Linked DNA regions of Mus musculus: region 1 is linked to region 2. The links are chromatin contacts, found by POLR2A ChIA-PET in ENCODE. All regions are on one chromosome and are shown on one strand. Each heading gives the region's core, a stretch centred on a gene start or an enhancer-like site at or near the end of the contact. The rest is flanking DNA. Distances are from core to core; before and after follow the strand shown.

Region 1 (4,516 bases), core at 288-2,787, 83 kb before region 2:
ATTCCTGAGTTCAAGACCAGCCTGGTCTACAGAGTGAGAAACCCTGTCTCAAACAAACAAACAAATCTGACAAAGTGAAAAAGGTGAGTTGGAGGATAGGTAGGATCAAAATACATAGTATACATGTATGAAATTGTCAAGGAATAAGTAAGACATATTTTTAAAAATGAAATTAGGAATGATTTTGTGGAGGATAAGCTGTAGACAGTTGTAAAAGAAAATCTCAGGGCTTTTGAAGGTGTTCAAGGAGAGGAGCTGGAGCTGCTTCAGTAATTAAAACTTGCTGCTCTTGCAAAGGACCTGGATTCAGTTCCCAGCACCCACATGACAGTTTATAACCACCCACAACTCCAGTTACAGGATTCACATAGATACCAGGACCTGCACACAGTAGGTGCACTTATATACAAACAGGGAAAACACTCAAACACATACAATAAAAATAAATACATTTAGCTGGGGTGAGGGTTGTGTTTTAATCCTGGCACTCAGAAGACAAAGGCAGGAAGATCTCTGAGTTTGAGGCCAGCCTGGTCTACAGAACAACTTCCAGGACAGCCAGACCTACATAGAGTCTCTCTCTCCTCTTTCTCCTCTCTGTCCTCTCTGTCCCCCCTCTCTCCTTCCTTTCCCGATCCCTCTACCACCACCCTCAACAGGGCCTCACTATATAGCTGTCCTAGAACTCACTATGAAGACCAGGTTGACTTCAACTTCACAGCCACCTGCTCTGCCTCCAAAGTGTCGGGATTAAAGGCATGTAACCCTGGCTAAGAGAACTTATCTGGAAAAATAAAGAAACCTCTTGCTTGCTGATACTCAAAATCTCATTTCACTTCATTTGTTTGTTGATGGGGTTTTCTGTTTTGTGACTGCTTTTGAGATGATATAAATATGTAAGTCTGGATAGCCTAGAAGTGGTTATGTAGATCAGGCTGACCTCCAACTTAAGCAAAGAACTATTCCCACCTCCTAAATCAGTGGTTCTCAACCTTCCTAATGCTGCAACCCTTTAATATGTTCCTCATGTTATGGTGACCCCAACCATAAAATTATTTTCATTGCTACCTCATAACTGTAATTTTGTTACTGTTATGAGTTGTAATGTAAATATCTGATATGCAGGATATCTGATATGTGACCCCAACTTGGGTCAACCCACAGATTGAGAACCATGGTCCTAAATGCTAAGATTTCTTCAGGCATCACCACACCAGGCCACTTGACAGTTTTTTGGTTTGATAGTGTTTTGGTTTTTGTTGTGGTTTTGTTTTTTAGAAAATATCACCTTAGGTCCCTTTTAGGAAACTGTAGGGACAACTTGGCATGGTGATGCACTTTGGAGGCAGAAGCTGACCAGATCAACCTATAAATCCCTGGAGAGTCCTCCTGCCCACCCCCACCCCCCCCCCCCACCGCTCCTCCCCGCCCCGCCTCCCTCCCCCCCCCCCGCCCCTCGCCCCTCCCCGGCCCCACCACCTTCCCCGTTCGCGCAGGCGCGTGTGGAATGGCAGCCTGTGCGAGGGGCGGAGCTTCCGGAGGATAAGGCGGGTTCTGGGCCGCAGCAATGGCAGAGGCGGCGGGCTGGTAACGCGAAGGTGGGTTGAAAGGAGGAACAGCAGCAGACATGCAGACAGCACACACAGGTTTAAGCCACACTGCAGATGGCGCCGATGGTCAGACTAGCCGCTGTTGTCCTGGTAATGCAGGCACAAAGGCAGTTATTCCCAGTGGAGCTCACCCTGTTGCAAGAGCACTGGAAGCCTCCCGAAATTCCAGCAAAAGCATGGTGCCTTTAACCCAAAGGCCTGGAACCCGACATCACAGATTGTATCCTACCGGACATGGACATATCTGCGGGATGCTTGAAACAGGGAAGCGGGTAGTCTGGAGGAGGGTAAAAAAAGAAAGAAAAGAAAAGAAAAAAAAGCAGGGAGGAGGGAAGCAGAGGGACCCGCTGATTGGGGTATGGCCTGGGCATGAAAAGTTCCTTGACAACAGAGGAGGGGCAGCAGGGTGGAGGGAAATGAGCAGGAATGGCCCAAGCAATGTGGAAGATATAGCCTGGGGAGCTTAGACCAGATGCGATGATTTTAGAGGGGTAAGGAGGCAAAGTTGATTCAAGATGGTGCCTTTCCTGAGTCTCTACCAGCTCCCTCTTCGTGCCTTTCCCGACCTCTTTGGAGGCAGAAATCGCCTGTGGGTCCCTAGTTCCAGATGTCGAACCACATCGAGGACTGGTAGGGAAGGAGCTTAAAGTGAGCGGCTGCATGCTGGAGGTGTAAGTGTTGAAAGAGTCTAGGATGCTGGGTAGGTGTCTGGGCCATCCTCCACCCTAGGCTGCACTTCCTCAGAGACATCATCACACTAGAGTGATTTTTAAGGAAAGGCATGATGCACTGGACCAGTCTAGTCTCTACCTGCAGTACAGTGGATGCCTGACAGATGAAGAAAGGGTAGGAGCCAAGAGAAAGGCAGATGGTCTGATTACTGTGAGTTCCAGGCCAGCCAGATCCACATAGCAATCCCTAAGCCAACCATGGCTACATAGTGAGAGATTTTCTATCTATTTCCAAAAAAAAAAAAATAAATAAAAGGAAAGAAATAAGGGTAGAAACTACCAGTTTGAATTTGATGTTCTTTTCCTCACTCTTAGACGCTGGATCGCGGAAGATTCTCGCCTCCTCCGACTTTCCATCATCAACTTTCTTGACCAGCTTTCCCTAGTGGTGAACACCATACAGCTCTTTGGGCCCCCAGTTTCCTGTTAAGCCTGGCTGGGGACCCATGTCTGACCTTATCTCCGTCTCCTCCTAAGCAATACAATTTTCCCTAGGGAAAAGATTCTAGAAATAGTAACTACTACATAAATGTGGGGGCCTAATATTTTTTTCCTGATTTGGTCCTCAGGCACTTAGGAGCCATTTGGTCTGGTGCTTCAATGTTTGTTGCTGAAGAAAATAAAGCTATGTTGCTAATCTGCATTTGAGCTTATTTTCAGCCTCTAAATTTTCTTTGGTTTTTATTTTGTGTTGGAGGAGGGGCTCTGGAATTCAGGTGGTTTCTTTTGTTTGTTTTTTCTTTTCTTTGTTTTAAAAAGATTTATTTATTCATTTTTATGCATATGAGTACACTATAGCTGTACAGATGGTTTTGCGTCTTCATGTGGTTGTTGGGAATTGTATTTAGGACCGCTGCTCGCTCCGGTCAACCCCATTCGCTACGGTCAGCCAGCTTGCTCCAGTCAACTCCGTTTGCTCAGTCCCTGCTCACTCCAGCCCGAAGATTTATTTATTATTATACATAAGTGCACTTTAGCTGTCTTTAGACACACCAGAAGAGGGTGTCAGATCTCATTACGAGTGGTTGTGAGCCACCATGTGGTTGCTGGGATTTGAACTCGGGACCTTTGGAAGAGTGGTCAGTGCTCTTAACAGCTGAGCCATCTCGCCAGCCCTTTTTCTTTTTTTTTAAGACAGGGTTTCTCGTGTAGTCTTGTCTGTCCTGGAACTCACTCTGTAGACCAGGCTGGTCTCAAACTCAGAAATCCACCTGCCTCTGCCTCCCAAATGCTGAGATTAAAGGTGGGCACCACCACTGCCCGGCTCAGGTGTTTGTTAGTACAAGGTAAGAGTATTCATTTAAAATGTATGAAGTCTTTGGTTCAATTCCCAGTACTGTAAAAATATATTAGAAGAAAGTGAATGAGGATAATTTCAGAAATACAGGAAAATTAAAATTCCATGCGCTATGGTGGTTTGAATCCTACAAAGTGATAGGAAAAAACCAACTCCTACAAGTTGTCCTCTGACCTTGGAGAGTGTTTGCACATATGCATACCACAAACACCAAATAAATAAAAATTTTAAGTTTAGCATTATAATTCTTCTTAAGATTTTTTTTTCACCTATAGTGCATTTTCCTTCTTTCTAGCCAAGTTGTTTTTATTTTTTGAGAAAGGGTCTCATAGCCTAGGCTGGCCTCAAACTCTTCAGTTTCTTATCCTCATCTCTACTTTCAGGTGCTGCTGGGACCTCAGGCATTCACCATTAAACCCGGCTTGTGCATAAAAAATAATTTTTAAACACTGAAATAGGCATATATGTGGTGCAATTTAATGTAATTGTTGAATACTTAAAAATCATTTCATTCAGCCGGGCGTGGTGGCACATGACTTTAATCCCAGTACTTGGGAGTCAGAGGCAGGAGGATTTTTGAGTTTAAGACCAGGCAGGTCTACAGAGTGAGTTCCAGGACATCCAGGGCTACACAGAAAAACCCTGTCTCGAAAAAATCATTTCATTCTTCCAATTTTTCTTTTATTTTATAAGAGTCTCATATACCCCAGCTTGTTCTCAGACACATTAAATAGCTGGGATGACCTTGAACCACTGATTCTCCTGCCTTGTTTCCTGAGAAATAATTTGGATATGATTCTTGTAAATACATGTTTGAACAAATGATTATTCTTGATTAGTTTATGAGCTCTTAGTAAGATTTCTTTGAATGTTCTCGA
Region 2 (5,194 bases), core at 92-2,591:
TGAAACAGGGTGTCAGGACATTGAATAAATTATAATATATAATCCACAAGTACACAAGAAATGCCAATTAACACACCGGGCATGGTGGTCCATGCCTTTAATCCCAGCACTTGGGAGGTGGATTTCTGAGTTTGAGGCCAGCCTGGTCTACAAAGTGAGTTCCAGGACAGCCAAGGCTACAGAGAAACCGTCTCGAAAAACCAAAAAAAAAAAAAAAAAGAGCCAATTAACAAATGGGAGCTGTCTCACCTTCAGAAGAGAGTTGCTCATATTCATCTGACACCATATGGCCACAAAGTGGGAATTCATCAACTTTTGCTTTCTTCCGTCCCAAATCAAAGATTCGGATCTTAGCATCTGAAAAACACGTGGTTTAAAGTTCTCGAGAAGTGGGGAATAGACAAACACCGATCCAGTTCGAAGTTTGTCACTACTTACCAGGGACACCACGGCAGAAACGAGACTTTGGGTATGGCTTGTTCTTACAATACCGGTAACTATAGAAGGAAGGAAACTCAGGTGTGATTAATGGTGACAACAGGACTAAACCAGCTCTGAATCCAGTTTCCATTCAGGGTAACTGATTCTAAGGCAACTTGTTGTTAAACAATTACACAAATTATAAAACAGAAAAAGAATCATGCACTAGCATCACCCTCTAACCAGAGTTGGGTGAGATATCACAATTTTCCTAGCATGTGACAGAAGACCCGCCTTAGCCACGTTAAGAGAATATGGCGTCCTCTTCAGGACACGCGTTTAGGCGGCGCCTACGGACTGGTCAGCCCTTGGTGTCCTGTTAAAAACCACAAAGCTCAAGGCCGGAAATAAAAGACGGACGCAAAAGTGACCAAGAAGGCCTGGTAGGCGTTGTAAAAAGGCTCATTTGCGACGCAGAGGATTGGATGCACACGGACATGCTAGTTCTACCCAAGCGCTTTAGTATTGGGTAACGCCACCCACAGCCTCAAAATAAAGGTCCCAGTAAAGTATTAAAGAAAACCCGAAGTCAGTCTTTACTTCAGGGTCTCTAAGTGGCAGAGAGTCCACCCATAAAAAAAAAGTCTTTCGAAAGAAATGCATTTTTCCCTCAGTTTTCACAGTAGGAAGATTGCATGGGTTCAGCACTCACCACCGGGCGGGGCGGCGGCCCATGATGACAATAGGATCGTCGGTGGCTGTAATGAAACAGTCAAAGAATACAGACACAGAATAAGTGTAAAAAAAATCCCAAAGAAAAATTACGAGACCATCGTAAAAAACCGTGACCGAACTCACTCACCGCGCCAGAGGAAAAGAGACGCTCCCACGCCTGCTCACGCCTTATATAGGCGGCCTATCTTCCACTGTAACAACCATAGAGTTACAGCCAGGGGGTGGTGTCGACGCTCTATCAGACGCTAAGATCATAGATGCAGCGCTGCTCTGCGCATGTGTACCAGGCGGGACCGAACGAAGCACAGAGCTTATTGGTGACTGGATACCGGAATAGGGAACTGCATGCTGGCGAATGGGATTTCGACACATAGGCAAGAGAAACCAGCTTCCGCCTGGCCATATTGGGCGGAGAGCCATTGACAGGTTTTGCTATTACGTATGATTGCCAATATTCTAAGACTTGAAAAGGGGAGTCTTTCTCAGTGGAACTGGACCGTCACGGAGGTGTTCCTTTGCTTACAGGGCTCTAGAGTGCTGGTTCAGGCCTTCCTCAAGGCTACAGGAAATGGCGCGAACGTTCCATGGTAGGGACTCCGAAGTTCCTTTGTCACCCGGGAGGTTGGAGACCCACCCACAAAGCTGACGTCTAAGAGCCAACAAAGAGCACCATGATAGGTGCTTGATTGCTTTCAGGAGACCAATTAAAATCTCCCTTAGAGGAAAAAAATCTCCGTTAGGCGCTCACTGTCCTCCTCGCTAGTTGGGCCCGCCCCACTCTAATTCTCAGGAAAAGACGTGTTCTTAGGGAGACTGGAGACTGGGCAAAGACGATGGCGATATCATTACTTCCTACTAGCCCCAGGAGGGTCGCGGTGCTGTGGGCCACGCCCTAGTAGGAGAGTCGGAGTTCCTTTGCCCCAGATTCCGAGAGAAAAACTAGGTGTAGCACACCTCTTCTTTTCACTATGAAGAATTCAAAATGTACATCTGGGTGTGTCTAGAAGGATTGGCAGCTAACCACTAACTACTCTCCCATATAAGGTTACAATCTAGGGAGGCACCAGAACGGGAACACTGTTCTGATCTAGGAGCACGTGTCTGAGCATCATCAGTCACTCAGACTCTATGAATTTGTGCCTCTTGTGTCACTTAGGGAGACATGATAGGAACAAAAGTATAGGGACCAAGGGCCTTCCCTCCCAACATCCCATGGTGCCGCTCCCTGGTTACATGTGCCCAGCTTGTTCCAGCACATTTAAGATTCCCAGCCACAAACCAGAGCTACTAGATTGCTTCTGCCAAATAGCTTCCCTGTGACACTTATCCAGTTCCTGGAGGCTTCACAAATTGATATCTATCCTCTGAAAACAGTTCTGTCCTGCCAGTCCTCTCCACCTGATTGGTATTTGTGCAGTTGTGGAGGTGGCTGTTTCTTTAGCTGGAGAGAGATAAATGAGAATAGTCTATATATTTTGACCACCTTTTCTTATCTTTCTTTTTGGTTTTTCAAGACAGGGTTTCTCCATTTTGCAAATGTACCACATTTTTCTTCATTTTGTTTGTTTGTTTGTTGAGAAAGGGTTTCTCTGTGTAGTCTTGACTGTCCTGGAACTCTGTAGACCAGGCTGGCCTGGAACTCAGAAATCCGACTGCCTCTGCCTCCCAAGTGCTGGGATTAAAGGTGTGTGCCACCACGCCCGGCTTTGACCACCTTTTCAATTAAACATTTATTTCTTCAGACAGGATCTGAGTGTGTCAGCCCCGGTGACCTGAAACTCACTTATGTAGATCAGGATGGCCTTCAGCAAACAGAGATCCACATACCTATGTGTGCAGATCTAAGACCTGTGCCACCACAGCCAGCCATGCATTTATATTCGTATGAGTGTTTTGCATGCAAGCATGCAAGTGTACAGCATACATTTCTGAAGCTGGCAGAAGCCAGAAGAGGGTGTCAGATCCCCTAGAACCGGAGTTACTGACAGTTGTGAGCCTCCCTGTGGGTACTAGGAATCAATCTCAGATCCTCTGCAAGAACTAGTTCTCTTACAGCTAACCCATCTCTTCAGCCCTTACATGTATTTACTTTATGTGTATAAATGTTTGAAACTGCATGGCCCTGCTTTGTAAGTCTTGATCCCCAGGAGCACAGTCTCCCAGGCCTTCCCTGTATGAGGATGTTTGTACTACATGAGATATGCTTTCAGCCAGTGTACAGGGCAGAGTGTCCTTCAGCTCTTTGAGATACAGCCAGGCTCAGTACACACACACACACACACACACACACACACACACACACACACACTCAGTGTTGTTTTGTCTTCCAGAGCTACTTTTCCCATACTTTGATTAGAAGGTAGAGAATAAGGTGATAGCAAGTACCCAGGCTTCTCCTGTCTGGGATGGTCTCAGAGAACCAGGGTCAGGGGTTTGGATTGCCCTCTCACATTTTGCTTGGTGCCTTTGCCGTGGGATTCCTTCATGGGCCTCTCTGTAAATAGGCATGGTCTTGACCTATTTACAGGTGCTAGCTGGCACTGGGTTCATGTACCCATCCTGGCTTATCAGTTGTTCCCTCTTACTCTAATTTCCCCATCTGGGTCCCCAGTAGAGATGGAGCCACATAGAACATAATGGCCAGGCTCTCAGAGAACAGGGTCTTCAGAAACTGTTCCCAAGCCGGGTGTGGTGGCGCACGCCTTTAATCCCAGCACTCGGGAGGCAGAGGCAGGCGGATTTCTGAGTTCGAGGCCAGCCTGGTCTACAAAGTGAGCTCCAGGACAGCCAGGGCTATACAGAGAAACCCTGTCTCAAAAAACCAAAAAAAAAAAGAAACTGTTCCCAATATGTCCCTAGGCACAGGTAGGACCCTAAGGATCCTGGTGAGATATAAATGCTGTGACCCCACTGCTTCAGGGAGCTCTGCTGAAGGCATTGTCCCCCTTTCCTTATGGGAGTGGGTGGGGTTTTGAGCAGAGTGCTGGGCTGTCAGGCTGACTAAGGGAGGAGAAATGGTCAGCTGGGCCTGCCCCCTTGTAGTGAGAATTTTCATTTCTTTAAAACCCCAGTTATGTTATGCAAATATGGTTTGGTTTTGTTTTTATTGGATATTTTATTTATTTACACTTCAAATGTTATCCCCTTTGCGGATATCAACCGATATGGTTTTGCTTTAATCCCAGGTATAGGATAGGGGGCTGCTTAGAATTGCCCACAGCTACTAACTAGAATTGTCTTGTGCTCTAGGAGGGGCATGATTTTTGAAGATAGTATATATAGTATATGCTTGGGACTCTGAAGACTCTTGAGAGGGTATAAGTGCAAGAGCCCCAAGCAGGTTGTGGTGGCTGCCGCGCTCCCCGTGCTGCTGCTGCTGCTGCTGCTGCTGCTGCTGCTGCTGCTGCTGCTGCTGCTGCTTTTTCTATTGCTATGGCTATCTATGGCTATGGCTGCTGCTATGGATTGCTGGATTGCTGGTTGGAGATACCCTAATGAGACAGCTTCCCCTTCTACATAGCTAGCATTGGCTTGCCCCAAGGAGCCTGACACTCATAATCAGCAGGAAGTAGTCTGAAGATGTCTATGCCCTCTTTCCCCTCTAACTCTCTTTCTCTCCCATCTAGTACTGGGGGGCTGGAAGGGTGGTAAATATAAAAACCTAATAAAGTAGCCCAAAGAAATACACCTCAACCCCTGCTTTGCCCTGCCCTGAGTCCGGCCTGAACTTGCAGTCTCTGGGCCCTGCTTCCAGCTGGAGTTAACAAACCCATTTCCCTTCTTGGTCTCACTGGGTGGGAGGACAGGCTATGGAGGGCATTTAGCCACGTGACCTTGACTTCTGTGACCTAGGCTTCTGGTGCCTGTTGGCCAACAGAGCCAGGGCATAGCATCATTTGTGGTTGCACATTTCCACCCCACTGCAGATTCTAGGCCATGTGGCCTGGCTGGGCAGTCAGCTGAGGAGGTCACAAAGATGCACCTGGCCTGCTTCTTCCTGGTAGCCTCCAAAAACTCCTGTATTTCCTGTATGGCTGGG

The links. ChIA-PET counts read pairs that join two places held with the same protein, here RNA polymerase II (POLR2A).
Region 1: POLR2A ChIA-PET joins it to region 2 with 26 read pairs in Patski. The contact joins the promoter of Lage3 here to the promoter of Rpl10 in region 2. POLR2A ChIA-PET finds 5 or more read pairs at or near these places in 4 of 5 experiments (Patski and embryonic stem cell).

The regions. Positions count from the first base shown.
Region 1 is chrX:74,350,639-74,355,154 of GRCm38, reverse strand. Lage3 (L antigen family, member 3) reads left to right here and starts at 1,537. Exons shown (of 3, transcript NM_025410.2): 1 at 1,537-1,830; 2 at 2,153-2,281; 3 at 2,657-2,993. The coding sequence starts at 1,628. The coding sequence ends at 2,771.
Region 2 is chrX:74,266,963-74,272,156 of GRCm38, reverse strand. Rpl10 (ribosomal protein L10) reads right to left here and starts at 1,341. Exons shown (of 7, transcript NM_052835.3): 1 at 1,283-1,341; 2 at 1,133-1,178; 3 at 439-497; 4 at 250-357. The coding sequence starts at 1,155.